2 separate regions of the Homo sapiens genome follow, and region 1 is linked to region 2. A link is a contact called in ENCODE Hi-C or POLR2A ChIA-PET data. All regions are on one chromosome and are shown on one strand. The core of a region is the stretch at or near the end of the contact, and the rest is flanking DNA. Distances in the headings are between cores, read along the strand shown.

The links. Hi-C counts contacts between places; a loop is a spot of excess contacts on that map. ChIA-PET counts read pairs that join two places held with the same protein, here RNA polymerase II (POLR2A). Pooled maps may share reads with other maps.
Region 1: a map of endothelial cell of umbilical vein shows a loop between it and region 2 (4-fold over the local background). The contact joins two enhancer-like sites. A Hi-C loop is called at or near these places in 5 of 168 maps with a recorded cell type or tissue (A673, Right ventricle myocardium inferior, dorsolateral prefrontal cortex and 2 more), 2 of 37 single-sample maps with no recorded cell type and 6 of 50 pooled maps. POLR2A ChIA-PET finds 5 or more read pairs at or near these places in 3 of 52 experiments (CD4-positive, alpha-beta T cell, GM12878 and MCF 10A).

What each region holds. Positions count from the first base shown.
Region 1 is chr20:20,751,684-20,754,383 of GRCh38, reverse strand. No RefSeq gene overlaps it. Among named protein-coding and RNA genes, the nearest start is that of RALGAPA2, 40 kb to the right of the region's middle. Within about 2 kb of position 1,448, at least 4 of the 41 ENCODE cell types and tissues checked have a DNase peak (open chromatin) inside an H3K27ac peak, as active enhancers do; they include A673, where a contact is called at or near this core.
Region 2 is chr20:20,823,853-20,826,552 of GRCh38, reverse strand. No RefSeq gene overlaps it. Among named protein-coding and RNA genes, the nearest start is that of RALGAPA2, 110 kb to the right of the region's middle. Within about 2 kb of position 1,417, at least 2 of the 41 ENCODE cell types and tissues checked have a DNase peak (open chromatin) inside an H3K27ac peak, as active enhancers do; they include A673, where a contact is called at or near this core.

The DNA of each region.
Region 1 (2,700 bases), core at 199-2,698, 72 kb after region 2:
TAGGTAAATGGAGATGATGACGGAGAACCAACCGACTGCTGAATCAAGGATGTAGAAGGCACTGGAAATGGTGAGGCATAGCTGAAATAACGTGGGTTTAAGAAAAGAATGGGAATTGAATTGGAAACAGCCAGTAATGGCTACTCTTTCTAGGAGTTTTGCTAAAAAAACAGATTTGAGAAATGAAGCAGTAGCTGGAGAGGAGAGTGGGGCCAGGAGAAAGGCTTTGGTTGAGGTTGAAGACAGACAGTACGTATGTTGATGGGAATGATGCAGCAAAGGGTGGGAAATGGATGATGCAAAAGAGAGAGGAGTGAATTGCTGGAGCCAATTCTGTGAGAGATAAGAGGATACAGGGTCCATGACTTTATAACACAGGTGGAGGGAATGGCCTTAGCTGGAGCTCAGCAAGTTTATTCATGGTTACAGAAGTAAAGGCAGAGTCTATGAGCACAGAAGCAGGTGAGTGGTAAACATCGTGGTGGAAGGAAGTTTAAGTTCTTACTTGCTTGCTTCTGTTATTTCAGTGGGAAAGTAAGTGGTCTGCGGCAATACATGGGCTTTACCAACCATCATTAGGGTCCCACTTGAAGTCCATAATCATGAACTTAAAGGGAGAGCAGTTAGTGTGACAATGCTGTTGTCCAGCCACATTCAGTGGCCCAGGTGCGAGCACAAAGTAGGCAGTGCTTTGGACTTCATCAGGGTCAGGGAATTGTCAAGAGAAAACTGGTAAGAGAAAGGGGTAAGGCAGTTGAGAGCTTAGGCAAAGGAGTGGCTGTGGAATTTAAGCTGGGCTAAGAGGAAAGGGAAGATGTCGGGGGTTGAGGGACAGCAAAGATACAGTGGGATGTATGGATTGTAGCTCCCAGAGGAGGTGAAGGATTGCTTGAACTCGTGTACTTTAATTAGCTCCATTCTGAGGATGAAGAACTCCAGCTCAGAGAGGGTAAAGTAGCTTTCAAGTAAAGTCACCAGGGATTCAAAGCTAGGCTGCCCAGCTCCTGTAATAGTGGGAACATCTCTTCACAGCTCAACATTTGATCAGAAAGAAAGAGAAAAAAGAGCAATTGATATTAATAGTCACCAAGAGCTCTGAAAACCAGACCTGGAGGTCTCTGCGAGAGGTCCCTCATGTTGTGAGAGCTTGGTTTTACCTTCTGAGTGACATTATTGCATGCGCTTTTTAGAAGACTCTTGGTTATTTTTCTTATAATCCAATTTTTAATTCTTTGAGTTCTCCCTAGAAAAGGAACATAGCAAAAGAGTTGGCCTATGGGTAGGAAAACGAAAACTAAAGTTTCCATGGATCTTGTGCACCTGGTGCATGTATACTTCCTTACTGACCCATTTCCTGCAGCCCATGGAAGATTTCATCAAAGGAAGTACGTGTCACAATTACATCATGAACCCAATTGTTTAAAGTTTCTATTACAGCCAATTAATTATAATGAGAACCGGGAGGCTCTCTATTTCTGCCCTGATACTTTGGCCAATGGCATCACACACCAATTATGGGAAGATGTCTGTAACAGGAAGTTTTGTAAGAGAAATTTTATAAGGCTGTTTGTGTATTGTGCCCTCAATTGTATTTGCAATATCGTTTCCTACTGTTGATTGTCCCGTAATTCTGGTCATGCAACAACTCCAGCATTGGTAATGTGTTTATTTCCAGAGGAGGTGGTTTGGGTGGGGAAGGAGGGGAGAGCTAAGAGGTTGTTATTTGTGTGTTTAAAAAGGCAGGTTAGCCTGAATATAATTACCTTCTTTTTTCTTCTTGCTAAAGAGAGAAGGAAAAAAAAAAAAACCACATGTAAACTTGATTATTTAGGAGATGAGCATATTAAAATAATTTGATGAAATTGGGTCATATGAAACGAAAATAAGGTTGTGAAGAAGGAGAAATTTTCTCTACTCATTGTTCTCTACTCATTTCCGTATTATTCCCACCCCACCCCACCATTTCACCCTCGCTGGGCTTTCTGGGATCTCTCATTACTTTATAAATCCTGACTTCTGACGTAGAAGAAAGAACAGAAGCTTGGACTTCAGAAAGATCTGAGTTTTTATATAAGTTCCATCTACTAATGTATATCCTTAAGCCAGATAAGGCTCTCTGAGCCTGTTTCCTCCTCCCCATTCTGTAAAGTGGGGATTATAATACCTACCTCATGGGGTGGTTTGTAAGACTTAAATAAGTAGGAACAGCACCTGGTTGCTTACAGTTGGCCCAGTGTCCTGTTGTCTTCTGTTCCTCAACCTGTCCCTTGAGTCTGCCAATCATCTCTTCCTAATCTTCGTATATATTGCCTGCAATGTCTCCTGCACTCTGGCTAATTTGATATGACTTCCCTCTTTCCCTTTCATCCATTCATCCTCCTTTCTTTCTTTCCTTCCAGTCTCCAAAATCCCAATTGCCCAATAAAGCTTATCCATGTATTCTGAAGACATAATTTACATATCAAGTTTACCTCGAAATCGTTTGTAAATTTCCATGACTCACTTTAATATATATGCACCATGACATCAATCATATATTCATTTATTCATTCAATTATTTGATTTGCACAGTGGTCCAACATCTCTCTTTTTGTTTATGTTTCTCCAGGTTGATATTGTAGCTGAAATCTTATATTTTTGTAGTGCTTCATACTTTGTTTCTGACATGTTTTATCATGGATTATCTCAGTGGAACCTTAT
Region 2 (2,700 bases), core at 168-2,667:
ACGTCATCAAGCTATACAATTATTATTTGTTCATATTTCTGTATGTACAGTAGACTTAAAATGTTTTTTAAAAAAATACAATGAGCAAAAAGAAAAAAAAGGAATGTGTCATTTGTTTGTCCTCCTATCCATCCACCGATCCCTGCGTCCACAGAATAATGAAATCCTAAGTTCCAAGCTTCCACCTGAAGCTTACAGTCTCCAGAGGAGGCACGCAAGCACATTCCATAGGAGTCGTATTTGAACATGGGGATCTTTTGTTTTGAGCAAAAAGTTCCCTGTGCATAATTTCAAGTGAGCGTTCTATAGAACAGCACTTGTCACTTGGGAAGACCGATATAAAAATAAATTCTAGGCCGGGCGCGGTGGTTCATTTCTGTAATCTCAGCACTTTGGGAGGCCAAGATGGAAGGATCACTTGAGGCCGGGAGTTCAAGACCTGGCCAACATGGCAAAACCTCGTCTCTACTAAAACTACAAAAATATGGCCAGGCGCCGTGGCTCATGCCTGTAATCCCAGCATTTTGGGAGGCTGAGGCGGTCGGATCACCTGAGATCAGGAGTTTGAGACCAGCCTGGCCAACATGGTGAAACCCTAGCTCTACTGAAAATACAAAAATTATTTGGCTATGGTGGTGTGTGCCTGTAATTCTAGCTACTTGGGAGGCTGAGGCAGGAGAATCGCTGGAACCCGGGAGGCGGAGGTTGCAGTGAGCCAAGATTGCACCGCTGCACTCCAGCCTGGGTGACAGAGTGAGACTCTGTCTCAAAAAATAAAATAAAAATACAAAAATTAGTGGGGCATAGTGGTGGGCGCCTGCAGTCCCAGCTACTTGGGAGTCTGAGATGGAAGAATCACCAGAGCCTGGGAGGTCGAGGCCACGATAGAGCATGCAGTGAGTGCTGCACTCCAGCCTAGGCAACAGAGTGAGACCCTGTCTCAAAAAATAATAAAACAAATTATAGGTTTGGTATAAAATACTTAGCCCCTTCAATTTCAAGAATAAATCTTGTTACCACCCTCAAAGCAAGATGGGAAGAGAGGCAGAAACCCCTCACGGTGTACTTGGGGATGAATTTGTCCCCTGAGACAGCTAATCACGCTGGAGGCAGGCCTGCACCCCGGCCTCCCTCGCAGCTCACAGTCTCAGCGGGGGACAGTGCCAGAGTTGGGTTCTTACCCACCAGAGAGGCTCCCAGGCCCCTCTCAGACCAGACTGAAGCAGAATTCTCCTCTCTGCCTTCTAGAATGTCTCGTAAAAGCTGCTCCTCTTGGGGAGGCTCTGGGCTTTGGAGAGAGCACCTGGAATTCCCCACTAGAAAAGCCCAAAAACTGAAAAATATTCATTACGTATTTTCAATACAGAGTTCCTGACGTTTTCCAGCAGAGGGCGCTAGAGAAGAGCCGGCCAAACCTGCAGAGCGTTGACCAAAGTCACAAGAGTAAACCAAACGCCTCGCCCTACCAGGCGTCTCCCCACCAGCTCGACCCCGCGGATTTCTCCCACAGAACACAGCCCCAGCCCTGGGCCTCCACGTGTGGCAGAGCAGGGAGCAGGCCCTGGGACACTTTCCTACTCAACAAATGTAAGCTGTCTATACATGATGGTCACTGTCTTGTGATAAGACTTTGAAGAATTGCTTGGTATTCAGAGCACTTCGGGGCGATCCACGGGGAGCCCCACAGTCTTGCATGGTCCACGCGTTCCTCTGCTCATTTCAGAGTGATCCTTCCTCTGTACCGCCTCTGCTCTTTTTCTCGTTCTTATTTTTTCTCCTTTGAGGGGAAGTAGAGGACTCCAGGTAGCAGTTAGTTGTACAGGACAACCCCAAATCCTACCCCTACAAGGCTTACTTTAGTAAAGCGAGTTGTTTTTGACACAGTAGAATTAGTACTACCTCAACCAGTAGTCTTTGAATTGATCCCTTAACTGATTAAGGGATGATTTTAGCAAACATTTACAAAAGGAAGGAATTTTTTTAAAAATAAAATGTTGTTTTCTAATTTTATTTTTTTCTAAGTCCTCTTTTTTCTCTCTGGAGGCCTGTAGAATCTTCTCTGTATTATTGGCGGCTGAACAGAGCAGAGCGCTGGGTGAATTCTAGAGTTAGATCTCCCTTCTGGAGCGAGGCACTCACACCCCCAGCTGCTGGGAGAGCCATTGCTCACAGCTCACAGCTGAGAGCTTCTCTGGGCATTGACTACCCTGGCCAAGGTTGTGGTGACTCTCTCGGGAGGCAGCTTGCAGCCAATGTCTGGACAATATGGAGGGAAAAGGGCCAGTCCTCTCACCTCAATTCAGGATGATGCCAAAGGGACATCCTAGCTCCAGAGCTCCCTGTGGGATCACTTGAGCCTTTATCTTGCCAGACAACATGCACATCCCTGCCCTAGGCTGTGTCCCCACCTCCCTCCTGGATTCCAGAGCAAGAACCAGGGTCAAGTCACAACATAAACGAGGGGCAGGAACATGAGGAGAGGAACGATTTGGTGATGGAGCTGTGACCCACGCTCCCATGTGCCATCACCCCCACACCAGCGCCCTTCCCTCAGATCGCACTCAGAGGCACATGGGAGAGTCCCTTGTGATCACCTGACAGAGGAGGGGAAAGGTTAAGCTTGGTGCAGGGGTGAGTGAGCTTGAAATGTGGGCACAAAATAAAAACTGGCTGCAGATGTACTCTGGCCGCCTCATTCAG